Regions from separate parts of the Mus musculus genome. Here region 2 is linked to region 1. Evidence: chromatin loops called from intact Hi-C (ENCODE). Cell type or tissue: left cerebral cortex. All regions are shown on one strand. Each heading gives the region's core, and the rest is flanking DNA. Links, peaks and the distances in the headings are about the cores only.

Region 1 (16,338 bases), core at 2,980-10,979:
ATGAATATATATCCATATACATATATTCAAACAATAATAATTAATGAATAACTATTATGATTTGAAAGCAAGCAAGAGGCTGCAATGTAGGAAAGTTTAGAAGGAGGAAGGAGAAGGGGGAAAATATAATTTTATTATAATCTCCAAAATGCCAAAAATTAATATTAAAAAAATAAGTTAATCCACCTGGCCAAAGAATCTCTCAGGAAGACGCATTCACCTTAACCATGCTGATGAGTTGGGAGGAGTAGCTATCACTTTGGTGAGAGATGTACTATATTTATGCTTCCAGGCTTCTAATGCACTTCTGTTACGGTTCAATTTACTATATAATAATTTGATCATAGCCAGGGAGGAAGGCTGTTTCTAAGTTTTCTTGGACACATCTGGCTTGCAGAATTCGTTATTTCTTGCTTTAAGAAGATACTAAGGAGAAGGCTGGGTCTTCACAGAGGAACACAGACATGTCAGGAACTAGATGTATTTTGGAGCAGAGGTAAGTCTGTAAATGGCATTTCCTGTTTTCTTCACCTAGGAAGAAAGCACTGAGAAGTTCTATTTGTGGACCTTTCTAGACTTTGAGAAGAGAATTGCATATTGTCTAATTAAATGGCACTGCTTTCAGGCCAGGAATGAAGTTAAGGACATAATGGTCTTACAAAAATTTCCTTTGCTACTTTCCTTAACTAGTGTCCATAAATCTCTGGGTGACATGTGAGACAGAAAGAAAGCAGCCTGGTGAGCATAAGGTAGAGAGAGTGCTGTCAGGATGCATCTCTGTGTACATTCCTATCCCAGGGCATTGCACACAGGATATTCAAGGTCCCTCCTCTCTCATAATGCTATTCTTTAGGAGCTGGCCTCATCACCTTGTCCTTCTTGCTGTCCACAATGTCCATATTTTTAGCTCCAGCTGTTGGTTGTACATTTTTTCTTATGACTTTTGTGTGCTCAACCTCAGAGCATGTCAAAGTAAAACCTTGCTGGTGCCAAATTTACCTCCTTAGTCTCAGCTTAGCATCCACTGTGGTGTCTCCTCTCCCCTTCCCTCCCCTCCTCCTCATCCCCTCCCTTCACCATCCACTCCCTTCACCATCCCCTCTCCTCTCCTCTCCTCTCCTCTCCTCTCCTCTCCTCTCCTCTCCTCTCCTCTCCTCTCCTCTCCTCTCCTCTCCTCTCCTCTCCTCTCCTCTCCTCTCCTCTCCTCTTCTCTCATAATTCCCACATCTAATAGGATTAGACAGTCTTACTTCTTATTTCTCCAGTTAGTGTCTTACTTCAACAGCTTACATTTTGCTTCATTCTTGGCAGGAGTCTTTCTACTAGCTCCGTAGCGTCACACTGAAGTATAATTATTTGTCCTCCCAGACAGATGATTAAAGCAAAAGCTATAAATGACACAAAAGCCATCCATGAACTCACAGGGTTCATACTTGGTGCTCACAGCCACAATAGGCCTCTACAGATTCTTTCTCTTTGTCTTTGTGCTTTTAAAATTTATCACCTTGAGACTTTCCTTCAATGTTTACTTTCTACCCCATATGTACTTCAGTCTTGGGTAAGATGGTCATTTTTCCACAAGTTGTCACTGAATTGATTCCTTCTTAATTTGGGAGGGAGGGACCTGGGTGGGGAACAGGAGGCAAGGGGAAGAGGGGAACATGATCTGGTATTCGGTGGGGGGAAAGGACTGAAACCCTGAGGGCCAGGAGAAAGAATGGAAACAGGGGGACCCTCCAGAGTGTATCAGAGACCTGGGGGATGAGAGACTCTCAGGACTCAAAAGGAGGGACCTTAGATGAAATGCCCTACAGTGGGGGGGCATTTTACTTGTAGAGCTCACCTCTAGCAGAAAGACAGGGCATTAAGTCAGGAATGTGGTTGCCATACCACTGTCAAAATTCTGACCCATAATTGTTCCTGTTTGAAAGAACTGCAGGGATGGAAATGGAGAGGAGTCTGAGGAAAAGAAGGTCCAGATACAGGTCCAAAGTGAGATCCAGCTCAAGGGGAGGCCTCAAGGTCTGACACTATTACTGAAGCTATAGAGAGCTCACAAAAAGGGATCTATCATGACTGCACTCTGGAAGACCCAACAAGCAGCTGAAAGAGTCAGAGGCAGATATTTACACCCAACCAATGGACAGAAACTGTTGACCTCTGTGGTTGAATTAGAGAAATCTGGAAAAAGCTGAGGAGGAGGGTGATCCTGTAGGAGGGCCAGCAGTCTCACTTAACCTGGAAACCTGAGATCTCTCAGACACTGAACCACCAACCAGACAGTATACACCAGCTGATGTGAGGCCTCCAACACACATACAGCAGAGGACTCCCTGATCTGTAAAGGCTGGAGCTAGGATAGGCAGCTGTGTAAGCATTTTCCATTGCTCAATTTATATTATCCTAATAATCCTGTTTCCTCTCACAGACCCCAACCTTTATTCATTTATCTAATACCATGTTACTTACAAGTGCACAACCCCTAAGTGCAGGGCTTGGTGAATTTTTGTGTCTGTGCAATCTCCATCATTTAGTTCAAGAGAGAATATTTCTATATCCCAGTGTATTTTCTTGTTTTCCATCCAAGTCAATAGCAATTACATTTAAAGTTATTTATTTGGGTATAATATCCTGCCTAAAGCTAGCCACCAGGTCCAGTGTCCTTATTCATACTTAGGATTTGTTTGTCCTTGAATTTTAGAGCCATGGATCATACAGAATTCAAATACACCATTCTTTACCTTAGCTAACAGGTACAGTTTAAAAGTATTCATCCCTAAGTGCAGTGTGTTGTTATACAACTTCATGTGTTCCTTAGGTTTTATATAAGGTGTCCATCATGATTTTTAGCTATTGTACAAAGTAAATCTTGTTTCTTTCTAGGTGGAAATGGTCTCTCACTCAAACGTCACAATTCATTTCAAGTCCCCTGGGTAATCTTTAGCTAACTATTTGATCCACACTGTTGACTGCTTTCAGAACTCTTTATGATTCCCTGTGTATACCATTTACATCAGACATTAATCAAATGGTGTTTTACATTGTTTAACCATTCCATATACTTACAATGTTATGTTTCCTAAAATATGGCACATGTCTGTGAAAAGACAGCTCCATTTATTATTTTTTGAAATCCAAGAATAGTGTGAGTGAATTCACACATGCCTGAAAACTGTTCAGAAATTCCATGTTAAAACACTTTCTAAACCCCTGTGGGCATCAGAGGCAATGAGATGTGTATGCACGAATGTGTGTCCAGCGGTTGATTGTAACTAAGGGAACAAAGTCATAACTAACGAGTTAATGGAATATAGAACACTACTGTTCAACACTCAGGGCAGTTTTCTCTAGATGCTTCTTCAGTAAAAAAAAAAAATTAAAAATTGGAATAAAATAGGAAAAGTTAAAAGTATGTCTTTTTCCAAGTGACTTATGTGCATAGGCTTATGAAATTGAGATACTATTTATATCATTAATTTGAGTGCTGATTATAATTTGGCTGACCAGGTCCCACAGGAAAATTAAGCTAGCATGTGTAAGAATTAATGGGGAGTCATTCTTTTGAAGGTTGTGATTAATGTGAATGATATTCTTGCTGTAATATTTTCTAAAAATACCAACCGTCTTATGTTAAGTTAAAATGTGTAGCTGTGGGTGGGTGGGGGCACCACTGAATGCTACTATGGCCATAATGTGGAGTGATCCCTGTCTTATGGGTCTTCTGTATCAGTGTTATGCTCAAGTCATCATTAAAACAAAGCAAAACAGAACAAAACAGAAACAACAAACAACCAAACAAAAAATCCTCAAGAATTAAACAACTGGAAACTTATCATGGCCTCCCTGTTTAATGCCGCATCTGTACCAAACTCATTGAAATCTGACATAATACCCTTTTTTCTTCTTTCCGTTCCAGTTCTTGGGTATTTATATAGCAATTTTGGTCATATTTTGGTAATGATGTAGATTTACAGAGGCTTATAACAGATGAGTCATACAAAAGCTTTTCTTTCTCTCCCTCTCACTTTTTTTTCTTTCTTTTTTTTTTTTTTTTTTCATTTCTGGAATCCTCTTGGCTTGACTTTCAAAACTCAGCCACTAATGGGACATAAATACAGAGTGGTTCTGTTTCTATTTCTAGAGGAGAGTGTAGTGACTATGGTACTTAAGACATGGGGGTGTTTGGATTTGGGGACTTCCAAGTTGGCAAGACATGGTTATTTGCAACTATGTAGAGTCATGTTCTTTCTGAGTTTTTTTTTTTTTTCTGGTATTTTGTAATAATGCAGCTAGCTTCGGCAATACTGTCTGTGCACCCATTCTATTTTTTTCTTTAATTTTACTTACTTGTCCTTGTAAAAAATTCACTTGTGTTCTAAGAACACTCTGAAAAAATTGAAAGTGAGCAGAAATAGAAAATATATTTGTAAATATTAATAAATAAAATTATTTATTTTTTACTTTATTTATATGTGAGTTTTGGCCTCCATGTTATGATCTGCTTGCAGGTCCCTGGAGGCCAGAAGAGGGCATCAAACCCCTCGGAAATGATGTTATAGGTAATTGTGAGCTGCCACATGGGGCTGGGACCTGAACCAAGGTCCTCTTCAAGAAAAGAACTCTTAACCACTGAATCATCTCTCTCGCCTCTAACCAGTCTTTGTTTGCCAAACATGTTAATGTTTTAGCAGTTCTTTCTCCAACATTCTTGGCAAAGTATCTTTGTTAGGTTCCATGCTATGAAATTTGGAATTTGACTTTGTTAGATAATCTTGTAACACAAGTCAATCTTTGTTAGTAAGAAGGGAATCTACCACAACTTGAAATGCAACAAGACAGGGTCTTTCTATGTACCCTTGGCTGTCTTCAAATTTGCCATCTTCCTGTGTTAGCATCTGAGTACTGGAGTTACAGCCCTATCGTTTCACCAGCTTTCTTTGGGTGTTCTTGAAGATGTTTGCTATTGCTGTCAAATAAAGAGACGAGTATCTGCTAAATAGTGCTGCTGACATTCATAAGCAAGACACAATATTTGTGCAACTGACTTGCATTTTAAACTCATACCCTGTAATCAGAGGCAGACTTTAAAATGGTAATTGATGTCACTGAGATTGCATTGATATACAGTGCATTCACAGAAGACACATTTCTCAAGTCCAACACATTTATATCAAGAAAGCTAATTAATTATTAAGATAATGTCTTTATGGAGCTCACTTTCGAAACCGACATAGGGAAATATTTTCATTTCCAAATGGTCTGAGTAATTGCATTTTAATGTGTTTTTCTTTTTAGAAGTGGTTATTTCATGTGTTTTTCACGATGATTCAATAAGCTTAAATTTGTTCCTTTCCCAGATGTATTAGTATGATAGTCAATCTTAATTGTCCTCTTGCCTGAATTTACAATCACCATGGAAACTACTTTGGGTTTTGTCAATGATAGTATTTTCAGATAACTTTGACCAAAGAGGTCAGACCCACCCTGAATATGTGCAGCACCTCCTCCTGAGCTGGGCTCCTGAACTGGGAGAACTTGGGCTGAAAACTATTGTTTATTTCTCTCTGCTTCTTGATCATGAATGCATCATTACAAGATACTACACATTACCACATGCCCTCCATGCCACAAGGGCAGGTGTCCCCTCAAATGTAAGTCAAAAATAAAACCTCCTCCCTTTTTCCTTTTTCCTTTTTCCTTCCACATAACATGTTTATTGATGGTCTGGGACAATGAGATTAGTAGTTGATATACGAAGGAACTCAGTTGAAAATTTTCCATCCCCCTTTTTTTTATATATAGTATTGATTTGGTATAGTCTGAGTATTACATTGCCACATTTCTGTCTTCTACTGAAGAAGCAACTGTTAGATTTTAGCCCCACACTGTCATGGACTGAATGAATGAGCTATTCCGAGACCCATTCAGGAGTATAGAAATTGCTCACTTAGCTGCTGAGTATACTGCAAACATTTATTATGCATAAGCCATCTTTGGGATTGGTGGCCCACCATTGGATGTGTGATGTGATCAGACCACACATTATTTGATCAATACAGATATTGAAGAGCTAGCTCATCACTGAGGGGCTTTCTACTTTTAAAGCCCTGTGTGGAATGTGGAGTCTACTGAAACTGTTGGTTTTGATTACGGATCTGTTGTCAATCCTCTGGGCTGCTTACCCTTCTTTGTATAGGTGTTGAATCCTAGAGTTCTGAATAGACATTTTAAGGTACTTTGCCTGAGAAGTCCAGGTTTTGAATGTGATGTTGATACAGAATTCAAATGTCACAATGGCATTTATTGTATATTGACTGAAAATTATAACACCTATTACTTCACTGAACTTTAATCTGGCCAATAAATCAAAGTAAATATTAATGAAATCAAACCATTTTGACTTTAGTAATCTTTTATGATTCTCTAAAATAATCAGACTCTCTACTTCATCATTACTGGCTAATAACCAAAAATAGATGAACTGTGTGGCCAATAATTGAACTCAACCAGAAAAAAAGGATCTACAGGAATCTCATCCTCTTTTGTGAAAGCCTTTGTGCTATTTTGCTTTATAAGACTGTGGTCTGATTTTAAACAGAGGAAAAGATGAAACAGACACTTGTTAATCACACTGGAACTTCTGAAATAACTGTTGCTGCAGGAGATGTTGTCTCAGTATTTCTCTTAAATTTTGCATGAAGACATCCACTCCCCTTGGACACTGCAAGTTTCAGGGGGTGATTTAAGCAGTTCTGAAACACATAATGTCCTTCCCAGTCCGAGTATACAAGCATCACTCCTTGGCATCCATTTAAAAGCAATGCCTTTCAGCAAAGCGAGACGTCTCTCACTTGTAATTGCTCACTGAAAATGTGTTTTCTTATGAGTGCAATCTCTCATGCAAGCTGTGAGGAATAGGGATGGTACCCAGGGAGTTAGTAAAATAATATTGTTGTTTCTCTAGCTAGCTTTTCCAGGTGCAGTGTCTGCCTCTTTCAAACAAAATCTAGTTTCGGAATAGAATAACCCCTCGGCAAGTATCAATAGTCAGAAAAACCGGAGAGGTACGGGACTCATCCAACACAAACAAGATTAAAAATTCAGAGAGAGACAGAAAGCTGGATGTGCAGTGAGCGACTTTTCATCAGCATGTCTGTCTGAAAGAAATTATTTCCCAGTGTTCTTCTTTCCTTTTCTTCACGAACAAGGTCAAGGGTGGTATTCCCAGGCATAATAATGAGGCAACTGTTTTAGGCAGGGAGAAGCATTAATAAACAATGGTGAAGGTTAAGAAGTAGCTTTGATGTTCTGCCCCTTCAAATTGATGTCACAGCCAGAGAATCAGCAGCCCTAACAGATTCTCTGCTGTTCACCCAGGGATCTGCCCTGTGTTTTCCCAACTGCACAAAATTAGAGTCAGGTGGACTTGGGCGTGGTGGCTCGCAGTGTGGAAGAGCTCTTTTGTGGATGCTGACCTGTAGGCCTCCCAAACTCAGTAACTAGTTCCTCTTATTTATATTTACCATTAGGCTCCTCTTCACCTCCAGCTGCGCGGATGCTAGAGCCCTGAAGACAGGAGGAGCAGGCTGGGAGCCAGCAGAGGGCGCATGGCACCCTCCAGCTCCAAGCCAAGGACGCTTCTACCTGTTTCCAGGCAATGGACCAGCCCATTGTCAATAGCAAGGCTGTTTTTTTCCTCAAGCCAGTGTCAGGCAGCTCCTATTGCTCCCTTTCTGTCAGGAGCACCTGGAAGTGCAGACATTGAAAACCCACCAGGCCAGCCTGCAGTATGTTTATCAGAAGGGACCTTAATGAGTCATCCTGTTTTCAAATGGAAATTGCCTGGAATTTGCACATGCACTTTGCAACTGCATTTAAATCAGGCAAACATTAACTATTAATGTGGATGATGTGGGGACAGAAAGATGGGTACAAAACACCAGAATAGGGCTGTATTGTGGCAAGGCCACTCTGTGGGAAAGTTGTAGTAGGCCTGGGTACAGACTATAGCTTACAAAAGAACAATGAAGGACTGAAGAGATAGTTCAGCAGTGAGGCACACTCAATGCTTCTGCAGGAGACCTCGGTTTGGTTTCCAGTAAGTATGGTGGGTCACAACCACATGTCACTCTTGTTCCAAAGGATCCAATGACACATTCTTCTTGCCTCTGTGGGCACCAGGAAAGCATGTGGTGTACTTATATACACACATGCCGTCTAATACTTATACACATAGACTGAAAATAAGTGAACCTTTAAGAAAAGAACAAAGAGGTGGGGCTAAAACGGAGACAGCAGGAGGAGAGTAGTTATACCATCTAACCCTTTGCAGAGTCTCAGGGTGGTGTCACCCGAGAACTGGATGATGTCACATGCCTACTGTGTTCATTCAAGTGATATAAATAACAAAGAGAAAGGAATCTACTGGTTTATGCCTAAAAATTTCTTTGAATTTACACTATTTTATTAAGCAGTCTCTCTTTCTCTCTCTTCCTTTTTGCTTTTTTATACACACACACACACACACACACACACACACATATATATGTTTAATTCTCAAAGCAAAAGTATGAAGGGTGTCATTATTACCATTTTTTTTCAGATCAGTAAATTAGAAGCTAGAAAGGTCAAGTAACTCAATAGAGAAGTAGCAGGCTGAAGTTTTAGCCTTGTGAAGTTGCCTTTAGCAGCTAAACTTAAACAGGAGGCCACGATATCTTGACAGTGTATTTCCAGTACCTTGCCTTACTACTTTGATTCCTCTGACTTACCGGGACTCAATGTTTTTAAGCCTTTACTGGTCATTTAACCTTCGATTTCCAATTGTTTTCTCTGTCAAAGAGGCTTGGCTTATTAACCTAATGAAGACAAGTCAGAAGCTACCTATGTGACAGCCAGACCTGCTCAGTGAGGTGAAGCACCGAGATGAACCTCTCCTCTAAAAGCTTAGGCTGCCTCAACTTATAACCCTAGTTTTACACATTTTACCTTTTGCAATGGGTCCCCCTCTGCAGTCCTCAGACTTGCGATCCTTCTGGCATGGGATTATGGGGGTGCATCCTCACATTAGGAGACCATTTTCACAAATCATAGTGAACATAGAACGCTACCTGGAAATGTGGTTCCAGCAAGTGCAAAGAACTCCCATGTACTGAGCATCCATTTTATAGGAATGAGCTGGATCATTAGCCTGAATCCATGGTAGTGCCCACAGTAAGTGATGCTAACCGGTATCTCTTAGCACAAGCCATTTAGTAACATATGAATTCTTCTTACTTACTTTAATCGAATTCGCACTTCCTGTGTTGCCTATAAGACCAAGCTTTGCTGAGCAGCTTGCTGAATATAACTTTTTATCACTTTCTCTGGGCTAGAATAGTAGAGTACTTAAAGACTTTAAAGAGACTCCCCCTAGGTTTGACCCTTGTCATGATGCATAGCGAGCTGTGCGCTCTTCAGTGAATCATTTAATTTCTTTGTGTTCCGTTTATCAATGACATGGACCTAAGAGCATCAACCTTGTCGAGTTGTGTGTGGTTGAGATGAGTGAGTTGAAGCTGCATCTTTGGAATGGCCACGGAGTTCATAAGTCAGTATTGCCAGTGTGGTCTGTGGTCGCCATCATCTGTGTAGTCCATAAAGTCATCTACAGATTGCTTACGTTGGAGCAATGCTCCTTTTTAAGGCAGCCTTCCTTTAGAACACAGACTATGTTTGGGTTTAGAAAGGGTTAATGGATGTAATGTGTAGTACTAGCTATCTAAGTTATGTGCTTGTCCAAATACGGGAGCAATTCTATTGAATGAGTTTTCCTATCAGCAGTGGAGGCTGTCTGCATGTAGGAGAAACAGAGTTCGGCCTCACCACCATCTGTCTGTCTGTCTTCGGGTTGTTACTTCATCTCTTAGAGACTCAGGACTTTCTGTCTGTTTTTATCTTATGGAGCAGAAATGGCAACATTAAGAGACCTTTTCAAGAGCAGTGTTTCCAGTAACTAACATGGGTGTTGAATAATATAGAGATGCTTTACTTAAATTATGACAAAGTCTGTGCTGTGACAGACATACAAAAACATGGACTATGTTGATTAAAAACATGCTGTGAACGTGTAGAACAGAATAAGAGGCTAAAGAGTGATGTCAAAGAGATGTAGAAAACATGGAAGCCTTCCTAACAGAGGATGCTGGAAAGTTTGAGAACTCTTAAAGTCACACGCGACATGATGGATTCTTTGGCCATACCCCAAAGGAAAATGCCTTTTAAAATTATTCATAAGCACATGAAATTCTTTTCCATTTTTTTCATGGTGTGGTGAGCTCCCCATATATTAGCTTCTGGCAGGGTCTTGGGAGATGTCTCAGTGGGTAAAGTGCCTGCCGTATAAATGTGAGAATACAGTCCGATCCCCAGAGCCCATGTAAAGCCATTTGCAGTTCTGTGGGTTGAGATGGGAAGCAGAGACAGGAGAATCTCCAAAAGCTTACAAACCAGGGAGTCTGATGTATGCAACGATGAACAATGGACCCTGTGTCAATCAAAGAGAAACAGAGGAACTGACCCCCCAGAGAGTCGTCCACTCTGTGACCCTGTGTGCCATGTGGACATGCGTGTGCTTACACACAGAGGAATTTAAAACAGATAGCTTATTGTATGAAAACTACTTTGGATTTCAGCAGCTCTGAATTGGCTCCATGTTGGAAATATGGCTGACTAGATGATCTACAGAAAAATACACTTTTTCCCATATAGTTTTGGGTTCAGTATCTGCTCATGGGAAATGAAATGAAAGCTATTTAGAGTTTCTTTCCAAAATGAAAATTTGCTGTGAAATTGTATATGCAGAGTTAGAACTAAACATTCTTGAGAGCATTTCTTTTCTCACCTGGTAACCTTTTGGCGTCAGCATCTACAACTCCTGAGACCTTCCCCTATTTCTACCCAGTGCAACTCTACTCAGGCCATTAGATACCATTGAGCCCTTTAGTCCCCCAATCTTCGGCAAAACACAGCTCTGCCAGAGAGGGTAGCAACACAACATCAACTCTGACCTCTCTGTTATGCTTCAAAGCTTCAGAAGACCAGAACCTTTTGCACAGCACATGCAATTTTCATATGGAAGATGCTTTTCAACAGGCAAAATCATTTGCAAAAGATTGCGATGAGACTTCCTGAAGTCTCATCAGGGTGTTAAAAGAGTTTACAGACCTATTTTAGTAGTGTGCAGCTTACACCTAGAACCTGGAGGATTCCAAGAGAAGACCCCTAACTTTCCCTTCCTTTCAGTACAGCTATGGTGACTTCACTCTTTCTGGACCATTGTTCTTTTCCAGTAGAAGAGCTCTCAGCACATAAATCCGAAGTGGAAGCTGGACACAGAGAATAGATCAGAACTGAAATCTGTTTTCTATGCTTTCCTTGACAAATGGGATCGTCTGAGTTTCCAATCATGTTAAATTTGCTTACTCTGGCAAAAAGTCTTGTTTCTTTTGTTGATTAATTCTTGATATTAGATCACAGTTTGTACAAATATTCTTTTCAATTATTTCCAAAGCTTTTATGGAATATTCTGGTTTTTCCCCCTTCAAATTTATGAGCCTTGTCAATATTATCCAGAACTTGGACATCTGAACAGGCCTCCCATGGAGTTCCTTCTCCTTGGCCTTACTTTTCTCTACTCCATAAAATAGCATTTTTGGACTTTATTTAACAATAATCTTAAACCCTATAACCACATAATGTTTATTATTTATATATTAATGAGGTGATGCATATGAAATAAGTTGTCTGCTTTATAAAGACTAAAGCTGCCCTGTGTATAGGAAATATGTCCAAATACCATTTAGTCTCGTTCAGTTTGGGCACATCCCTCGATGAGACTACGTACTTAGAGTCAAGCTGTTTCTATAGCGCTAATATTTAGAGTTTCAAAACTGCAAGAAGGGTGAGAAAGAATAATCATCATTCGTTCCCCTCTGGGATCGAACTGATAGTCGCTTAGGTCGTGTTCAGTGCAGAGGATCTTCTTTTAGTAAGCCCAGATTTCAAAATCTCCATAGACTCCAAGCATGTTGGGGATAGGAATGTAAACAGACACACAGATCGCTTAACAGTGGCAATCAGAAATATATTTTAAAAACCTTACTTGATGCTTAGCTCCCAAGGGTATAAAAAGGCAGCACTGACAAAAGAATGCCTCAGTGAGGCCACAGCCACTGGTGTGTACTGTGACAATGCTTCTCTGTAGGGTGTTCCCATGAGCTCTGTCAAGAATGCATAGCTGAAGTCTTCCATCTTTAGAACTGTTAGTATAATTGTCAGAGCTCAGTCATCTGGTGCTGATCATTTGGCTTTCCCGTCATGTTCCAGGAAGAGTAGCACCCTTGATTTTGGTCTCTACAATGCCTCTTCTACTATTCTTTCCCAAGTATTGGTGCTGTGAGCTAGAGAAATGGTGGACAGAGCTTTCAAGAAGTTACATTTCTTCCTCTTCCTCTCTCCTTCTCTTCTTTCCCTGCCTTCCTTCTCCTCCTGTTTCTACCTCCCTCCTCCTTTTCCTTCTTCACAATCCTCTCCTTCCCCTCTTTTTTCTCTTCATCCTTTCTCCTCACCCTCTCCTTTACACGCTCCCTCCTTCCTCCTACTCCCACCCTTCTTCCCTTTCTTCTCACTCCTCCTCCTACCTCTCCATGCCCTCCTCTTCCTTCTCTTCCTTTTCCTCTTGTCCCTTACCTCCCAATCCTCCCTACACCCCTCATAGAGTGGCTATGTTGAACACAAACAAGCCCCTCTTGTGCAAGGTATTGTCAGCAGCTCCCTTTATGCAAAAGGGCTTCTGAAACCCAGGGACAGAGAGGGAGGCAATGCCAACATCTGTTCCTGGTTAATTTCCCTTGATTTCAACCCACATAGCCATGTGCCCTGCCCCTTGTTTTCACTTAGGAAAAAAAAAAAAGAGCTCCTTTCTCACAAATGTTTAACCTATGAAATAGTAGAGATAAAATAGAATGCTCGAGAAACAAGAATGAAGGCTCAATTTTGCCAGCACCCACCACTCACCAGCCAGTGGTTTAGGAAATTGCTTATAGGTGGCTCATTTAAAAGTTTCAGCAAAGGGTTTAGAACTAAGGTTTGGAGTTGAATACACTTAACATATTCTTAAATGAATTATCAACAGATTATAAATAAAACACTTAAGACAACATCTTTAAGATACTTGAACAATGTATATTTGCGAAAGCAGACTCTCCGTTTTAATCTCCCCTCTATTTCTGCCCTCTCAAATTCCTCTTATTTAGATTTATTTTCACAATTGGAGAAATGATTGATTTTTCTATTGTCTTAAAACATCTATGAAATGGTAAAGTGAAAAAGAGTTAATCATATGGAGGAATTTGTGAAGGAATATTAGGTTTAGAAATAAATTATTTCAACATGTGAGGTTTTTGTTGGGTTGCCAAGCAGAATCCATGTGGTGGATCACAAGGATAGAACCAGCAGCGAGTAGGCTTAAGTTTCTTGGGTTAGCAAAACTTAAGCAGGCATTCAGATATCACATTTTTTTAAGCAGTTGGGTGGTTTGCAGCAGAATATTTACCTATAAACATACATTCAGAGAAGAAGTTTTAATGGACATAATTATAAGCAAATAGAACAATTATTAATCTCTGTCATTCATGAGATAGTATATTTAATTATATTTATTCTAATATTTCAAATCAGATAAGGCTGGAAGACTTGGGTTATATCTCTGATTTTAATAATTAAAGTAATGCAATTGGGGAAATTTTATTTAGATTTATGGAGAGAGTTTACTAATGGTGAAAACTTGAGCATCTAACCAACTACATTTGAATTTTCTGGTTCTATAATTCACCCAATAGAAGGGAGTTGACTTTAGCTATAGTTCAAGCATGTCCTTTGCTTTCTAAGGAGATTCTGTTAGAAACAGAGCCATACATTCTAATGCTTTGAAGCTATTATGAACCTAATCTATTGCTTCTTAAATAATAATCTGAATTATGTTGGTTTTTAGGGTTTAGATCTTGAGTGATTTTCAAAGGCTGAGTTACAAGTGTAGCTGCTTGGCTGTGGTACTGTGGGGATGTGAGACACCTTGAGGAAATGAAACCTGGGAGAAGGAAGTTATTGAGTCTCTCCCTAATCTTTACTTCTGTTACTCTCTGTTTTTGACCCTCAACTGCCATGAACTGATCAGATTCACTCTATCCCAGTCCCCAGGATGACCTGTAGGTATGCTGTAGGCTCCAAACCAATACAACCAACAGACCCTGGGCTAAAACCTCTGGAACTAAAATAATTCTTACTTCCTTTTAATTGATTTGCTCAAGTATGACTGTTATAAGGACGGCAGACTTTTATAGGAAAATGGTGTCTATTTCTACTATAGGCGATGTGTCCTTTCTGTGTACTTCTGAGTTAAGCAATATTTTTGAGCCTGCCTTGGTGGCAAATGCCCATAATGCCAGCCTTTGGAAAGCAAAGACAGGAGTACCAGGAGCTCAAGGTCACACTTGATCTCCCAGAGAACTGGAGGCCAGCTTGTGATACCCTGAGATCCTGGATCCTGTCTCAGCAAATAAGTAAACAAAAGAAAATATTTTTGTTCTTGTCTATGCTAAAAATAAATCAATCTAGTTTTAATGATAGAATGAGCTTAGGCAATGTCTAATAAAACAAAATAAAGTTTCAACCAAATATTATTGGGATTGATGTTGTGCACTGTGTATTCAGAGGCTGAGTTCTGTCCTCCAAGATCAGGTTGCTGTCTGGACATGAACATTGAATTGACCAATGTGCTGTAAAGAATCCTTCCCAATAATTTTTATTGGTAAATAAAAAGCTAGAGCCTGTGACTGGGCAGAGAATATTGGAAATCAGAACATCAGATCGAGTCAGGGGATCTCAGGTAGGAACAAGGAGAAGGACAAAGGAGAAGGGAAGAAGGCTGTCATCATGAGGCAGGATGAGTCATGAACACATGATTAAGAGAAGCTTGCTCTGAGGATGTGCATGGAACAGAGCAAGATTCATCAAGCAAATAATGGGGCATTTATCTGGTTATTGATAGGTTGTTTTGGTTGGAATAGCTCAGAACATGCCCAACATAGTCCCTAGCAGATTGTTAATAAAATTTAGTGTCTCTGTATTGTTTACTTGGGAGCTAAACAGGATAGAGTGGGGCAGAAACCCCACATAAAATTATTTCAGTGAAGTACCACAGAAGAAAATGATTAAACCTGAAGATCTATAGAAAGTAAAATTTTAACTGTTTGAGTCACAGACTTGGGACAATCTGAGGGAAGCTTTGGAAGACCCTATTCAGTCCGCAGAGGAGCAAGTGTCTTTCCGTGCACATCAATCTCAAGAGGTTCAGAAGTACAAACTCAAAGGATTTTCTGTTTCAGTTTTTCCAGTAATACTTACTGTCCGCAGGAGAGCAAGAGCAAGAGTGTGAGAGCGAAAGAGAGAGAGAAGAGAGAGGAGAGAGGAGAGAGGAGAGAGGAGAGAGGAGAGAGGAGAGAGGAGAGAGGAGAGAGGAGAGAGGAGAGAGGAGGGAGGAGAGAGGAGAGAGAGAGAGAGAGAGAGAGAGAGAGAGAGAGAGAGAGAGAGAGAGAGAGAGAAGCCTTGGGAATTAGCTGTTAAAGAGTGTTGTGACATATATAGAGGAAAATTAATGGCTAATTCTCAAGCTGTTATCTTTGATCTTGTAAATTTTCATGTAGGTTTGTTTGGCTTGTATTCATGTTAAAAATCCATGCTGCTTCAGAGCATGCCAATTTTTGGTCAACCATACTGATGGCAAGTTCCTGGGGCAAAGCCAGCCTGAATGTAAAATATGCTGTGGAAAACCCCCACAGTGTAAGCTCTGTGTGTGGGTAATTATGAGTATTCAACAGGTTTCATGTTCCAATAAAAGCATCTACTCCAGGGAGAAATCTTGTTTCCTAAGAAAAGCAGGAATACGTTTTGTCCAGGGTAGATACTATATTGGCACATGCATGGACTTTAGGGGGCATTATCATTTCTTTTTCCAAAGTTTTCTGATGAGAATCCTGTCTATTTAGAGATATATTCCAAAATGACACAGAAAACAGAACATATTTAGCCATTCTCATGCTTATTTTTTTCCTCTGTTTCTCTGGGTTTACACTCTCTCACAAAATTTTAAAGACAGTTTATGGGGGTCACCCTACAGTGATGTTGAATCTGAGACTTATTAGGAATAACGGACTGTCAAATGAAAGTACTTGCGAGGATTTATTTTGATAATAAGCAGCTCGGGAATTTCTCATTTCTCTCTTAAAACACTTTAGTAGA
Region 2 (16,338 bases), core at 3,473-11,472, 290 kb before region 1:
GTAGAATTGTGCTGTTTTACAACTTGGTGTTTTCTCTGTGTGGTGCAGCTTCTGAGGGCACTCCTTCTTCAGCTGACTCAGTGTGATGTAGGGGACAGTTTTCCTGACTCTCCCCACAGGTCACATGTATGATTCTTTACCGAATCCATTCTATGTGGGGCATTTCATCCACGTTTTCTCCTGTTGTCCTACTAGCAACTTCTGACTTTCTTCCTCTAATTTATACCTCTACCCTGAGCTTGAGAGTCATAGATTGACTATTCTACCCCAGATCTTCATGTTAGAGTCCCACAGTATGCTGATTGTCAGCTTTCACTCAACTATGCAGATTTGTCTGCGAGACCTGAGATTTGAGGACCTTAAAGGATGGGGCAGACCACAGTCTAATGCTGTAGACAATTTTAGTTCAATTTCAGTGAACTTTGATACATGAATGTAACAAAGACAGCAATGATCTAAGGAAGGTTGTTTGAGGTCAGAAATTCATGATCAGAAAAACACATAAATAAACACCAGTAAGCACGCAGTTAGATATTAACAGAGCAGCCATTTCTCAGAACTTTCTCAGGACAGACAGATTTAAACACAATTGCCTGGTGTATGCTAGAGATTATATCTGGGAAAGCGTGAAAGTGAGGCAGAAGGCCAGATCCAGAGTCAGGGTCTTTCATCTGGACATCTTTAGCTTTAGCATTGTGTCAGAGTAACTCGTAGCGCCAGTGTGCAAAGGTGCTGTGGGTTGTGTGTTCAAATCTCAAACAGTCTGTACTTGATGGGGACGGACAGTTAAGTTACTGCTCTGTGATCAAGTTCTGTTTTCAGAACTAAAAGGTAATGTGGATGTTGGGGAGCTCACAGAAATATTTCTGATTCATGGCATGAAAAAGAAGAAAAAAAAAAGAAAAAAGAAAGGAACAAACATACAAAAATCAAATAAATACTTCAAAAATAACCTCTGCTCTTTTGAGTGTACTCCAGGAAATTTTCAGTTTCACATAAACATGTCTGCTTACCATTATTTTGTGGAGTTTAAATAATTTATACAAACAAAAACAAATTGTAAAAATAAAGTTGAAGATACTGTTTTTTTTTTATGATGAGCTGACTCTGTTGGTTCTCGACAGCTCGACACAAGCTAGAGTTATCTGAGAAGCGGTAACCTTGACCGAGAAGATGCCCCCATCAGACTGGCCTGTGGACACACCTGTGGGGCAATTTTCTGGATTAATGATCTGTGTGGGAGGGCGAAACCCACTGTGGGCAGTGCCATCCCTGGGCCTGTGGTCCTGGGTTGTGTAAGAAAGCAAGTGGAGCAAGTGTTGGAGAACAAGCCACTTAGTCAGCTTTCTCCCATGGTCTGTGGCTCAGTTCCCGCATCTCGGTTCTAGCCTTGAGTCCCTGCCCTGCCTTCCTTTCATGCAGACAAGAAGCTGTAAGGTGAGATAACCCCCTTCCTTTCCCAGTTACTTTTGGTCACAGTGTTTTTTTTTTTTCCCAGCAATAGAAAGCAGCCGGAGATACCCAGCTTCCTGTTCTGAGAAGCCTTGTGCGTATAGTGCAGAGAGGCTCGTGGCCAGTAGGTGGCAGTCTGTGCTTTTCAATGAGAGCTGAGCATTGTGCTGGTGTGGAACCGTGGCTAAGTTTTTTGCATCCATCAGGAGGTAAAGATGGAAGTTTTGCAGGTTTACTGATGTAGTATTGGAAAGCTGGACGCTGCTTCGTATCACCGTGAAAGGGCGGCATGGTTAGAGCCCACACTAAACGGGGAGCTACAGGTTTGTTTTGTACTCAGATGGCCGGGATGAGTGGGAAATAAAAAGCTTCAAACCGTTTCTCTTTTCCTTCCCTGTCCTTTGATAGAACAAACTGAGTGTCTTGGAAATTAAGAGCAATGGAATGGTATGTCCCCAGCAATTCATTGTGTACCAAATGGCAGCTTTAAATGTGGTGGGCGCTGAGATCTGTCTCAGAGCAGCATCGGATGGAGCTAGCAGACTTCCAGGGAAGCAAAGATTGAGAGAATAGTTTATATTATTTAGTTTGTGGGGAGAAGGTACTCTTCTGTTGAAGGCCACGTGCATATGCAACAGTCTTCTTTGACCCTGTGTGCTAGGTGTATGTCTTCTATGAAACTGCTGTATGCATTTATAATTTTTTCCTTTAAAAATATATTTAAGTTAGCACACAAAATAACAGGTTTCTTAATGGCAACGTTTTCATCCATACATAGCTTTGGATGATTCTGTGCATTGTCCCCACATTTTCTGGCCTCCCCATTTCCCTTCCCCTTGTTCCTGCTTGAACCCTCCCCTCACCAGAATCCTCACTTCCACTTTTATACCCCATGTCTTCTATTTTCCTCCCCACCCCTCCCAAACCATCCCCCAACCCTACCCCTCATGGCCCACTCTTCAGTTTTCTGGCCTCTACCCAAAACCCCTCCACATAAACACAAATAACTCCTAAAGCTACAATCTGCACAGTGCCATTCTGCACTGCTATAAATATTGCTGGGCTGTGTTTCTTAGACTCTCTTTGGCCCACTGACTGCAGGAAACTTAGGTGAGACAGAGAACTTGAAGGAGTCTCCTGCCCGGCCGGCATCTGCCTTTTCTCAGGCACTGGGGATTTTCCATTACTGCATCCATACATGTGTGGCTGCTGTAGCAGCTTGGAGAGCTAATATAACCGCTTAGCTCTTCTCTTCTCTAACACCAATGGAGTTTTATAACCAGATACCTTAGGATGCTGAAGTTGGGAGGGAGAAGAAGGATAATCCTGAGGCGAGAGAGAAGATGCATCTTGCGACGTGCCTGTGTTTGCCAGTTGGCTTTTGGTATCTGTCCTCACTCGTTGGGTGGAGACGGAAGGCCAGGAGACTCCATGGACTCTCCTCCACACTTTCAGGCCATCTTTTGTGCTTTCTTCTGGTCCCCCTCATGCACTGCTCTCTGAATACCTTAAGCACTGTTGAATATTATTTTAAGAAGCGTCTTTTCCAGATTAGTTTCAAACCTGGAGGGGCATAGGCATAGCTTTTTGACAGGTCCCAAACTTTTCTCTGAATAATGATATTAATATCGTCAGCATAGCGAATGGCCTTCTGTTGTACATTCCTCCTGCTGAAAGGCTCGTCTGACTGATGGCCTTGCTCTTGGACTCAGTGACAAGCTTGCACTGCAGGACAGCGGTTGGTGAGATGAGGGTTTTGGTGCTAAAGAAAACCCTTATGAAACACCTTATGAAAATATGAATTCTTTGGAGAGATGGAATATATGATTTGTTTGTCTTATTGAACTGTGTGCGTGTGTTGTCAGTTTCTTATGTTTTTGTTCAATTGGTGGAATTACCCTCAGAAACGAGATGGAATACTGTTAATCTATACTTCATTTATAGTGACCTGTTTATTTGCTTTGTTGATTTTTTTTAATCATTTTCTTTTTTTTTTTGTTACAAATGACCACTTTGGAATCTATTAAAATTCAAGTTGACAGAAGTGGCTACCATATTTTAATTTCTCAAAGATTAAGTGAGCATTCCCTTAAAGGTACTTCTGAACAATGAATGGTTCAACAAACAGCGTTTAAGAGGATGAGCTATTTAATGCTTTATAGGATATCAGAGTTGGAGAGAAAGGAAGGCTGTGTGTAGCCCAGAGATTCTTGGCTCAGTAGTACTGAGGCTGAGAAGCCTTGATTTAGACAGATCAGCTATCACAAAAAGCCACAGAAATGGAAGTTCTGAGAGGTCAGCCATCCCGAGTGACCAGTTGCAAATAGACCAACAGTTCCTTTTTATAAAGAAGCTAGAATTGTAAAGAGTTTTTAGCCCAGGGTGGTGTCACACGCCTTTAATCCCAGAAGGCAGAGTCGAGGCTGGCAGATCTTTATGAGTTTGACGCCAGCCTGGTATACATCATAAATTTGAGGACCTCCCCCCTCCCCCCCTTACAGGGGTAAGAGAGAAAAAATATAAAGAGTTCTAGAACTTGTATGTATGTATGTATGTATGTATGTATGTATGTATGTCAGCTTAATTGACAGAGTGCTTGCCTAACTGCAGGAAGCCCTGAATTCAGACACCATAACTTGACAAACCCATCCCAGCCGGGAGACAGAGGCAGGAGGATCAAGTGTTTAAAGCCACTTGATGAGTTTGAGGCCAGCCTGGTACATGAGCTCATGAGCTCCTGTCTCCAAACAAAACTGAAAGAAAGGAAGAAAGAAAGAAAGAAAGAAGGAAGGAAGGAAGGAAGGAAGGAAGGAAGGAAGGAAGGAAGGAAGGAAAGAGTAAGAAAGAAAGAGGAACTCTAATTTAGCAAAGCTGGAAGTTTCGAGTTATCTGTGGAGTAAGGAACAGCTGACAGAAGTTCCTCTGAAAGAGTTTGAGAATCCTGTGTGTTTTTTTTCTCCCAGACAGGTTCTCCTAGTGCATGAAGTCATTTTGCTGGCAGCTGGTATTTTCGCCGTTTTTCCCCCCTCCTTAATTGATTAAACACTAAATGTTAGAGCTGCAGACAGGTGTTCTTTTTGACATTTTAAGCATCATCACAGAATATGATGCCCTTAAGCCAGTTTTTCTCAGCCTTCTTTGACGGTGGCACGGTTTTAAACTTTTCAGATGTGAGTGTGAACAGGCGCTGGGGAGCTAGACTGAGATCAGCATGACTAGTGCTGATCAGCATCACTGTCCATAGCACAACACTGGCTCTTGGGTCTTTTTAAACTTGGCCATTTAGAAGTAGAGCAGCAAGGCTTTGTATTTTATGAAAAGCCATATGTTAATCGGTAAAAGGTCTTTTATATTTCCAAGTATGAAAGTATGCCTGTGATGAAATCATGTGTCCCTTGGGGGATGGATTTGCTATAGTAACCTCCCAGACCTGAACCCTGAGCCTCTGCATGTCTTTCTTCATGCCGATCGATCGATGTTTTTTAATAGATGGAAGTATTGTTTGTTACTTTGTAGTATAGTATGCTAGACATATTTTTGATTATTTCACTTTTTAAAAAAATTTTTATGTGTTCCTAGTTGTTTGACTCAAGTCTAGTCTTTGGTGTAAAGCCTTTCCACTTTACTGTCCGTGTTAGCCATAGATCACTGGGGAATATGTGATGTGTTTCCTCTAATGGAGAATAAATATAAGGTTCTACACATTAGATAAAGCTGGGCACTGAGCTTAGTGTTAGACATTTACTTAGGAAGAGTGAGGCCCTGGGATAAATTATCAGCACCACAGACAAACAAGGCCAAATGAATAAAACCCAGCACAAACACATTTCTTTCTTCCTTTTTCTTTTTTGTTTTAAAAACAAGGTTTCACTCTGTAGTCCTGATTGGCCTGGAATACCCTATGTAGACCGGGCTGGCCTCAAACTCATGGAGACCCTCCTGCCTCTGCCTCATGAGTGCTGGGATTAAAGATTTACCCCACCATACCTGGCAATATTTTAAGAGAGATTTGCCATAAAATAACACTCACCAAAAAGACAAATTCTATTCATCTTAAGAGTTTAGAATTCACTAGGTTGAATGCACATGACTGCCTGCCATTCCTGGGTCTGGCTGATCTGTATGTGAAGGCTAGAAAGTGGTGGTCTTAGCTACCCTTTGGGATTTTGCACTTTTTTTCAGCTGTAGTAATTATATATCTACAGCCACATGAGCCCCTCTAGAAGGGATTCCCATTTTGAGACACTTGTAGTTTGTGAATTTAAGATATTGTGAAGAAACAGTGAGGTAAGAGAGATGGCCCACTGGGTAAGAGCACCCGCTGCTCTCTCAGAGGACCCAGGTCCGGTTGCCAGCACCGAGGTAGGGTGGTTCACGACGGCTTGGAACTCAAGCTCGAGCTCCAGGGAATCTGATGTCCTCTTCTGGCCTGCGAGGAGACTCCCGCACATCTGGAAAACACACACTTACATTTTTTTTTTAAGTACATTTTTGGTTTATTCTTCACCCTTTTGATGTTCACGCCATGATCTTGGCTGTGCTTGGGAGAGTTCAACACTTAGTTTTCTGTGCCGCCTCCATTTAACTGTTCATGGTTGTTTGTGTATCTTGTCATCATCATCTTCCTCCTTTTCAAAGAAAAACCATGGGCGTTGAAGAATTAAAAACAGACGTGTGGTCGCTGCTGACTTGGAGAGTCAAAGATCAGCTTAGGTGTGGTCAGGCTAGTTACAAAATAGACTCCCCCTTCTCCAAATAGCATTGTGGGTCCCTCAGTTTAATTGCTCAGGTTTCTTTGGGGATTTATCAATTTAATGATTTATTAGATTTCTGAAAATGAAAAACCATCAGGCAATAAAGGAGTGTGATTAACAGTAGCTCATTTAGATTTCTGGATTATGAGGGTGAAGAGGTGGATATGAAGACTTGTGTGTGTGTGTGTGTGTGTGTGTGTGTGTAATGGTTCAGATTAGCCTCCAGCAACTATGAATGCCTGGATTCTCCCATCATCCTCTTTTGTTCAACCTGAAACAAATCGCATCATCTGCTGAGTTCTTTCGAAGACTTTTTTTTTTTTGGTCTGTAGAAGCTGTATGCATGACAACTGTAGCCACTTCAGGGCAGCTTGACACAAAGCTAATATTGTCACTTACTAAGTCACTTCAGGAATCTTAATGTACAGGCTATTATAGTATACAGGGAGGCACATTCCCTCCCTCTAATCCTGGCTTGGGATTTCATTGCCTAGTGCAATGTGTAATACAGCTCTAAGATCACATAGTAATAATTATTAAATTCACTAGGAAAAAGTCATTTTCTACTCAGACGAGGCGTAGCCAGTAAAAACAAGCCTTGCATGGAGGGGACAGACAGCATGAATGCCATTTGCCAGGTATTTGCTGAGTGAGACTCCTTTGTGAGAGCCACAGAAGTTTGGAGAACATTGGCTTTGTTTTCTGTTCCCATTTAAATAGATGGGGTTTCTCTCTTGCTTTGATTGGCAGGGTTGATGAAGATCAGTTAGGTAAAGGTTGGCAAATGTCATGAGCTGAGAAGCCACTTGGGAAGCTTGCTGGACCGAAAGTTTTCAGTTTCCTGGTGAGCAGCTACACCCAAAGGCAGCATTAGCCATGCGGTGCGTGACCTTCTCTGTGGCACCCTGCCACCCCTTCCCACAGGTCCTCTGGCCCCCAGCCAGAAGCAGTGGCGTCTGGCCAGCCATAAATTAGCCAAAGGATTCTTATTCTGTAGTTCTGGCTCCTGGAAGCACAAGTGTCTTTAGTAATAAGGAATTTCTGTTCATTTTTCTGGGCAGGCCGCTCACTTAACCCATCTTTTTCTTCCCTGGTCTTTGTTAGTGGGGAGTCCAGTGGACACAAAGGAGAAACTTGTTTCTGAGCCAGAAGGGAAGACACCCCCGCACCCCTAGCACCGGACTCTAAATTAGACAAGGTCTCTTCTGTAGTGAATTTGAACGTTTGTTTTAGAAAAAGTGGGGGTTCATCAAGTTTAGGAGGAAACTTTAAATCACTGTAGCAACATCTTAATTAATCTCTAATTAAATCAAGAAATGGAACCAATCTGTTGTGCTTATTTAAATTAAAATTAAACAATAGCGTGCTATGTCTGTTTCTCTCTTCCTCTTGTCTTTGTTTCTGTCTCCCTCACTTTCTTCCTCTTTCCTTTCATTGGTTCCCAGGTGGCCCCAATCTTGTGATCCTCCTGCCTCAGTCTCCTCAGTGCTGGGATTACAGGTGAGCACATTGTATTGGTACACTTTCCTTGTGTTAAATAAATATTCAGTGGAGTTTCTGCCTAAGGTATACTTTTAGTCATTGTGTCCATGTATACCAGTGAATATCATAGACCTTTGCTTCCTTGGCTACGGAGTGTGTTCACAGGGTGTGACGACGTAAAAAAAAAAAAAAAAAAGGCTTGCTATTACTGTCTTAGCTGTGTTCTCCTTAATGGCTTCCTTCACCACACAGGATGCTGAAGGTAAACTCAGAGGGATCCGATCTGTTGGGAGGTTCTGACCTACACGTCCTGTACTGATTGCTCCCAGAGACTCCTAAGCAAATGTAGAACCGAATAATTTCAATGCTTGGTTGCTCTTCCGTTCTCGCCAGTTATCTTGATTTGCTGTGTGGGTAGCAGATGTTTTTTTCTGAGCGTGTGGCGTAGAAGAAGAAGGCAGCTCGCTACTCAGCGTTAGCTCCTCTTGTAGTTAAAGAGGTTAACAAAGTAAAACATGTTCCCAGTTCTTCCAGCCTCAGGATGCTTACTCCCGAGTCTTCATTTACAGAGGAAGAAACAGCTAAGCCAAGCTTCAGGGCTCATTCTTTGAAATTGCCTGCAGAAGACAGTGCCACTACTCTGGTTATGGTGTCCCCCTCCCATTGTCCCTGGAAGGGTCCAGGGAAGCATGGATCATAGGACAGAATTATTGGTACTGGGGTCTGTTTCATGTGTGACCTCCATAGGGGAAGCGGTTCGACGCAGCATGGTTTGCCTGCTCAGCTTTATTTGCAGGTCTCCTTCTGGTATTAGTGGTGTCTGTTTAGGTAGTTAATGTCCGCTGATCTTCGAAGGGATGAGGCGCAATAGTTAGGATGTGATGTAATCTCTTCTTTCCAGACCACAGGGAGTCCATCTTTCTCTGTTGCGTCTGTCTTAGGAAAGTCTTAGCAGTTGCTTGGTATCTTGCCTTGCCTGACTCTTCTTGCCTTTCACCAGGCTACTGCCCATCATCTAGGAAGAAGGGAGATGAGGAGGTGTTTTTGATAGGGCAATGAAGCAGGCATCTAAGGTTTGTTAAAACTAAATTCTCTGGAATGCTTGAGGGGGATTTGTGACTTCTGTAATTCTCCTGTATCACCTTTGGAGTAGTCAGATCTCAGGGAAAACAACAGGCCTGCTATGGGCATGCAAGTTCAACACACTCCCTCTGGCTTTTGTTTCTGGCAGGAGCAAGTTTCCTGAACTTCAGCTGTATAGCTATTTTGGAACCCTTGCTGCCTGGCAACTCTTGCCTGTTTTGTTTATTCGGGTCTGTTTTACAGTATCTGAAGAACTGGAAGGTTGCCACTCAAAATATCTCTGGTTTCTTTCACGCATGTGATATGATTGTTGGACTGTTGACCACAAGTTATAAGGAACGAACAAGGCAGAGATGTGCAGTAGACACCGTAGAGAAAGGCTGTTCTGGATTGGTCCCATTGGTACCTTGACTAGTGGTCATGAGAGGTAGACAGTTAAAGGTGCAGAGTTTTCTGACAGGTAGGAAAAATATGACTAAACTTGGTCTAGGCCAATGTACTTCAGTGGAGTTACCTTCCTGGTTTAAGGGTTAGTTTATCAGGATCAAGGGTTTGTTGGTGGTGCCATCCAAGGAATGTAGATGCCTCATGGTTGCTTGTGTTCATAAGTGGGGCAAATATCCAGAACAAGTATACAGACAGCTACAGTCCTGCCGAGTGCTGCTTCCTGGGTTTGCCCACATTCAGTATCACTGATGCCTCGAATCACCCCAGAGATGCTACGTTCCTTGAAGGAGCAGGATATGGTATTACATACAGTCTTAAGAGGTCCTTAGGGTAATTCACATATGTAGCCAAGACTGAGAACTGATACCCTAGAAGGTACCAAAATTTTAAGATGTTGTTTCTGCATTTAAGCAAATCACAGTGTACTGGATAAACCAACACTACATTAGATATGGAATAAAACAGTTATGTCTAAAATAACAATATAAAACCACATAAGAAATACCAGGAAGCTTAGTTTTCCTTCTTGAGGACAGAATTTAAATGAAAGAAGCTGAGTTAAATTATGTGACGTTTAAACTATACACCAAGAGTTTGGATAGCAAGTGGCAGTAGAGACCTCCACAGAAAGAAACTACTAATATAGGGATCTAATTTTTTTTCTCTCTCTAAACGCCAATGAAATGTAAGGGTCTTCCATTGCAAAGGAGTTATTGTGGATGTGACTGGTGAGACTATATATATATATATAGCCTTGGCAAAACTGTTAGAAGTTCCAAAGTAAAAGGCATGGGAAAATGGGATCTATGGTGGCTAGCCAAGAATTAGCTTAGTTCATTAGTTCATGTTGCAAACTTGCCCAAATGCTCAGGACATGGCCATACTAGAGACTTCTGAAAGCAGGGTATGGGGGAGGCAACGGAATAAGGTGAGTGGGTAGAAAGTCTTCTAAGGAAGTGCTCAGACCGGCAGCTTTCCTGCACCATCTAGCAGAGTCTTTTTCAGGTGCAGCGACTTTATTAATGGTATTCAAGAGAGTAGGGAGGGCTCCCTAGGCCCCTCCTGTTATTATGGGGGTCTGAGGTGGAAACTGTGAGGGAGATGCTCAGTGTTGGGGGCTGAGTTGGGACAGGGACTCCTCAGCAACTGAGGGCCTCTCTCTTTTCTCAGTCCTTGCTGGGTGGGTGGTCCAGGGTTTCTTACTCTTCGGAGGCCATGTAGGCCATGAAGTCCACCACCCTGTTGCTGTAGCCATATTCATTGTCATACCTGGAAATGAGCTTTACAAAGTTGTCATTGAGAGCAATGCTAGCCCCAGCATCAAAGGTGGAAGAGTGGGAGTTGCTGTTGAAGTCGCAGGAGACAACCTGATCCTCAGTGTAGTCCAGGATGTCCTTCAGTGGGCCCTCGGATGCCTGCTTCACCACCTTCGTGATGTCATCATACTTGGCAGGTTTTTCCAGGCGGCATGTCAGATCCACAACAGATACATTGGGGGTAGAAACACAGAAGGCCAGGCCAGTGAAATTCATGTTCAGCTCTGGTATGACCTTGCCCACAGCCTTGGCAGCACCAGTGGATGCAGGGATGATGTTCAGGGCAGCCCCATGGCCATCACACCACACCTTTCCAGAGGGGCCATTCTCAGTCTTCTGAGTGGCAGTGATGGCATGGATCATGGTCATGAGCCCTTCCAGGATGCCAAAGTTGTCATGGATGACCTTGGCGGGGGGTGGGGGGGGTGGGGGGGTGGGGGGGAAGCTAAGCAGTTTGTGGTGCAGGATGCATTGCTGACAATCTTGAGTGATGAGTTGCCATATTTCTCATGGTTCACACCCATCACAAACATGGGGGCATCGGCAGAAGGGGCGGAGATGATGACCCTTTTGGCCTCACCCTTCAAGTGGGCCCCGGCCTTCTCCATGGTGGTGAGGACACCAGTAGACTCCACAACATACTCAGTACTGGCATCATCCTATTTGATGTTAGCGGGGTCTCACTCCTGGAAGATGGTGATGGGCTTCCTGTTGATGACAAGCTTCCCATTCTCGGCCTTGACTGTGCCATTGAATTTGCCGTGGGTGGAGTCAGATTGGAACATGTAGACCATGCAGTTGAGGTCAATGAAGGGGTTGTTGATGACAACAATCTCCACTTTGTCAAGTGCAAAGCAGAAGGCAGCCCTGGTAACCAGGTACCCAATACGACCAAATCCATTTACACTTTACCTTCGCCATTTTGTCTACGGGATGAGGCTGGCACTGCACAAGAAGATGTGGCTGTCTCTGGAACAGGGAGGAGCAGAGAGCCCACCTGGCAGAAACCTACACTTGGTTCATATGGAAAGGGTAGCATGTACAGAGACAATGGATCGACTATGGAAGATCTCCTGTGTGTTTGGTGGTAAGATGGGTAGCCAGAGTTCTGGCATGGAGAGGTCCAGGAAAATGGATATTGGTAGAGAGACATGATGCTTCCATGCCTGGGTTCTTGCTACCTTAATATGAGAATATGGGCACTTTGGGACAAATAAGGACATGCTTAAACAATAGCCTTCCTCAGGGAAGAACATACCAATTGGTTATCCAATACCAAAAGGTCAGCCTTGGAAACATACATACAAGTTTAAGTTACTATCTGACTTTGGCTACAGCATGAGGGAGCTGAGAAGAGAGACATGGCAGCCAGGGGTGAGACAGGGGTGAGGTGACTGCTGGGCCAGAGATTTGAACTTGGAAGGTTTTCGAGGACAGAGATTATGGGAACTTAGTTCCCAGGATACCTAACTTGTAGATCTGAAGTCATATCTGAGAATTTTTACTTCTGGAAAGTGCAGATGTTATGACTCGTGTTTGAGAAGTGTGAGGATTAGTCATTGGCCCTGCTGGGGAGACAGCACAAAGAAGGACAAAGATAGAGTCAGTCAGGGTAAATTGATGGGCATTATGAGGTTTGGGAAGTTCAGGAAAATGGGGAAGGACGAGGCGAGGGAATAGTGAGGGGTGAAATAATGGATGGAGGGCAGGCGGAGGCATTTCCAGCGAGCCCACTGATGACAGGCTGACTGAAATGAAGGCAATTTTTCATAGAAAAGCGTGGTCAGAAATAGGTTAGATGACTAAGGCTTCAAGACACAATGACTAAATCCTCTCATGTCATGGAAGATGAATGGAGGTTTCTTTCATCTTAGAACACTGGGTTAGAGTCTGGATTCTGGTTCGCTTTAGCTGCGTGTCTGATTTGGAACTGATTGGGCCCAGGATTAAACATGAGTCTTCCTCAGAGATGAGCCAGTCAGTTGGTTATCCAATAGCAGGTGGTTGGCCCTGAGAACATACATGCAAAGAACCTGCTGCAGACTGTGAGAGTTGTCTATGTATTTAGGGGGAAAACACACATGCACACACACATATATGTGCCACAGTTAACAGAAGAAGTGGCCATGAATTTAAGATCAAGGCACATGGGAGGGTTTGAGGGGAAGAAAGGAAGGGGTTTATGTGATCCAATTATATTATTATCTCAAAAAGAAAAAACCTAAATGCCAGGCGTGGTGGCGCACACCTTTAATCCCAGCACTTGGGAAGCAGAGGCAGACAGATTTCTGAGTTCGAGGCCAGGCAGGTCTACAGAGTGAGTTCCAGGACAGCCAGGGCTATACAGAGAAACCCTGTCTCAAAAAAACCCGAAAAAAACAAAAAACAAAAAACCCCCCAAAAAACCCTAAAATCCCCCCAGATGTCTCTGATACTGAAAGAAATGTCTGTATTCTCTTCAAGTGACACCCCTTCTATTATTGCTAGCTGGTTGGGGACCAGCATGGAAGCCCTTCTGCTGTGTTTAATTCTAGATAGTGACCTCTAAGATCTACCTGGCTTTCAGAGCCTGCATAGATCTTCAGAATGCCTTCAGATATGCAAAGTTCTGTGGTTTTACTTCAAGGCTTATAGATAGCTGTGAGCTTCCATGTGGGTGCTGGGAGGTGAATCTGGGTCCTCTGGAAGGGTATCCAGTGCTCTTAACCTCTGAGCCATCTCTCCAGCCCTTGTTGATGCTTTGCTGGTTCTTTAGTTACCTGCGCATTGGCGTATGAAACATAAAAGTGCTCTCTGCAAGCAATTAGGCTGTAGGAATGGGCTGTAGCATTTGTTGGCTGTAATTGATTTTAGGGGAAAAAAATATCTGGAGCTAGCTTAGGAAATGATGATGTGATAAGCTATAAAAATTAGAAAACACTTCAGATTTGGAGAAGAATAATTTATATTGTTCAAAACTATTTTTTCCCTCTTTGGCCAAACATCAGTTCTTTGGGGACATTTTTACACTGTGCTGCCTTAGGGCTATATTAAAGATCATAATTATGGAATAAGTTGTGTTTAGTTTTGCTCACATGTTTGCTTTGAGTTTGTTCCTAGCTGTGAAACTGACAGATCTTTTTTTAAAAAAATGGCCGATGATATTTGAAGAACATTGTTTGTTTTCTGTTTAAAATGGATTCTTCATTTTCTTGTGCTTTATTTTATTAATAGCTCTTCAGTTTGGATGTAGAATTGGTTTGCTGTCAGCCTTCTCCTGTTTACAAAGGGGGGAAAAGCTCATTTATTTTTTATACTTCCGTGTCCTGTTCCCTTCGCTTCGGAGAAAAGGGCAGCATCCTATTTAGATAGGGAAGTTTAGGCTATTTTTAAAGCAAGGCAGGTTAATGGAAATTGACAGCTTGGTAATGTCCTTCTTGGTGAATGACGCACACGGGTTTCAGATGCTCTGCCTGGCTGTTTTCCCTTACAGTCAAAAATCAGCTGGAGGAATTTGTGTGCTTGGAGCTTTGCTGTTGACGTAGGTACTGGGTACAGATACATTTTCGGAAACATCTCATTTCCATATAAATGAAGGGAGAGTAAAAAGAAAAATGGAGTTGGCTTGCCCTTAAATTCCAGCTGGTATCACAAGGATGATGCAGTGATGCAAGTCTGTCTTTGGTGTTTATGGAAAGATGGGCTTTGGTTATAGTCAGCCACCGTGAAATAGCCACAGGTTCATTCAGAAATGCCCTCTGCTCGTTTCCTGGAACCTGTTTATCAGAATCAACTATGTGCACATTTATTTGAAAAATCACATTTCCAGTGTGAATTTCTCTAATTTCCAATGTTAACCCCCACCTCCACCCCCCTTATGCTAGGGATAGCGCCCAGGGCCTTGTGTAATGGATGGGAGGTTAGAACATTACCACTGAGCTACATCCCGAGGCCTTCTTAATACATTTTAGTTAAGCAATGCTCTGGGGATGTTTACATATCCCACCAAGAAACGCATCCATTTGCTCTTAGTGAAAGGTATAAGAGCCAGGGTTTGAAGTGTACCTTGGTGGTAGAGTCTGTGTTGTGTGTTTAGTAGGCATTAGGCCTGTCTCCACCGGCAACAAAAAGACAAAAGAGCTCTCTCAAATTTCCTCCCCCTGTCTCTCTCCATTGGTTTGACTGAAACAAGTCATCTTGACTGAAATGAAATTTTGTGTTTTTCTTTTCAAGTTTCTGAGGCTTAAATAGTTGTAATAGTCTGAATTCTCTAAAGCCTAGGCTGTTAGGCTGTGGTTTTCGTCCTCCAAGTCATTCACAATGCTACGATTTTCATCTCCTTCAGTAACATCGATCAGTTCATGCCTAGAGGTAAACTCCCAGCCTACAGTGCAGTATCAGAGCGAGCCCTAGCAGTTGATTGACTACTAGTTAATATCACATCCTCTGTGAGATCGAAGGATGCATCACAACCATTGGGTTGTTCAAGTACCTTGAGGCAAAGGAATGCCCCCAAGCCTAATGGGGCCTGCCTGTCTGCCAGGATCCCTGCTCTTTCTCCCATGCTCTGTGGGCTCTGCACCCCTCTTTCAGCTCTTGGCCTGTGTGGTACCCAGTTTTTGTAGACACAGTAGTGACATCAGTTGCTGCTCTTTCAGATTGGTTAATCCTGAGTTGCCTTTGACTCCTCATGGTTGTCTTCCATCTTGCTTTTACACACATTCGTCCATGGCTGAGCCTCTTGCATACAGCCTTTCTCTGTCCAGTGCTTGCTCCCGTGGTATCTGGATGAAGATGACAGCCTCTTTATTGCCCAACCGTTGTCTTATCAATGGAACAATGTTAGATTTCTACTGCTTGATTCAGCCTTTGGGAAATTAGCTTGAAAGGAAGGAAGGCTCATTTTGGCTTTTGATGCCTTGGGCCTATGGTGGTATGGGGAGCATGTAGCCAAAGAGAAATAGTCACCTCACGGTGTCTGCCCAGTGCGTCTCAACCTTCCTAATGCTGTGACCCTTTAATACTGTTCCTCATGTTGTGCTGACCCCCAAGTCTAAATTTACTTTTGTTGCTACTTTACAACTGTAATTATGTGATTTGCATTATCTAATAGAAATATCTGTGCTTTCCCCGAAACAGGGTTGTTTGACCTTCAGAGGGGTTGTGACCCACAGGTTGAGGAACCTAGAACTAGAGTTTTAAGGTTTCCCCCACTTGCAGGGTATACTCTTAGTCACCTAACTTCCTTCTCACAGGCCCCACCTCCTAAAGATTCTAGCCCCTCCAAATATGCACTAATGCTAGTGTAAAAGCCTCCCATAGTGGGCTTCTAGGCTAAGCAGGATTTGAGGCTCTAGGTTTAGGGGCTCTGTGTTGCAAGTTTCCTTCGAGTGCTTCTTAGTGATGGCTCCGGTGTCACAGACATTGGGTTGAACTTTATCCGAGCTGGGGACAGGCAGCAGGTAGTCAGTGCTGATTGGCCTTTTCCAGCTGATGGTCCGGGGCCCTTGAGGACTGTGTGCCCCTCGACTTCTCAGTGTCAGAGAAGCCTCAGCTCCACGTGCCTCTTCACTGATCACTACTAATCCCCACAGTTCTACGGCGTTTCTCGAGTTTGCTCTCCCCATTATCTAGATGAGATAGTGCTGCATTTGCCTTTGCTTGCTGTAACTTGCTTTTTCCCCTTAGATCCTTAATAGGTCGATTCTTTTTATTCTAACTTATGGATGGGAAAATTGAAGCATGATGGCTGAGAAGTTGTTAAAGCCATATTTAAACCCTGGCATTCTGACTATGAAGGTCTCTGTATTGAGCTGTTTCTGTGC

The links. Hi-C counts contacts between places; a loop is a spot of excess contacts. Peaks named below come from ENCODE experiments on the same cell type or tissue, not always from the same donor. Only the 100,000 strongest peaks of a DNase experiment are listed, where the experiment ranks them.
Region 2: it touches region 1 in a loop (2.1-fold over the local background); 7 of 42 quality-filtered maps call a loop at or near these places.

What each region holds. Positions count from the first base shown.
Region 1 is chr9:84,245,817-84,262,154 of GRCm38, forward strand. No RefSeq gene overlaps it. Among named protein-coding and RNA genes, the nearest start is that of Gm26146, 66 kb to the left of the region's middle. In left cerebral cortex, for the core only: a CTCF peak has its summit at 7,583 (motif pointing right); DNase peaks (open chromatin) are centred at 4,142 and 7,569.
Region 2 is chr9:83,955,562-83,971,899 of GRCm38, forward strand. The region is part of intron 3 of Bckdhb (branched chain ketoacid dehydrogenase E1, beta polypeptide); the gene reads left to right. Among named protein-coding and RNA genes, the nearest start is that of Gm29163, 25 kb to the left of the region's middle. In left cerebral cortex, for the core only: no CTCF peak of the experiment used is centred there; DNase peaks (open chromatin) are centred at 7,152 and 8,100.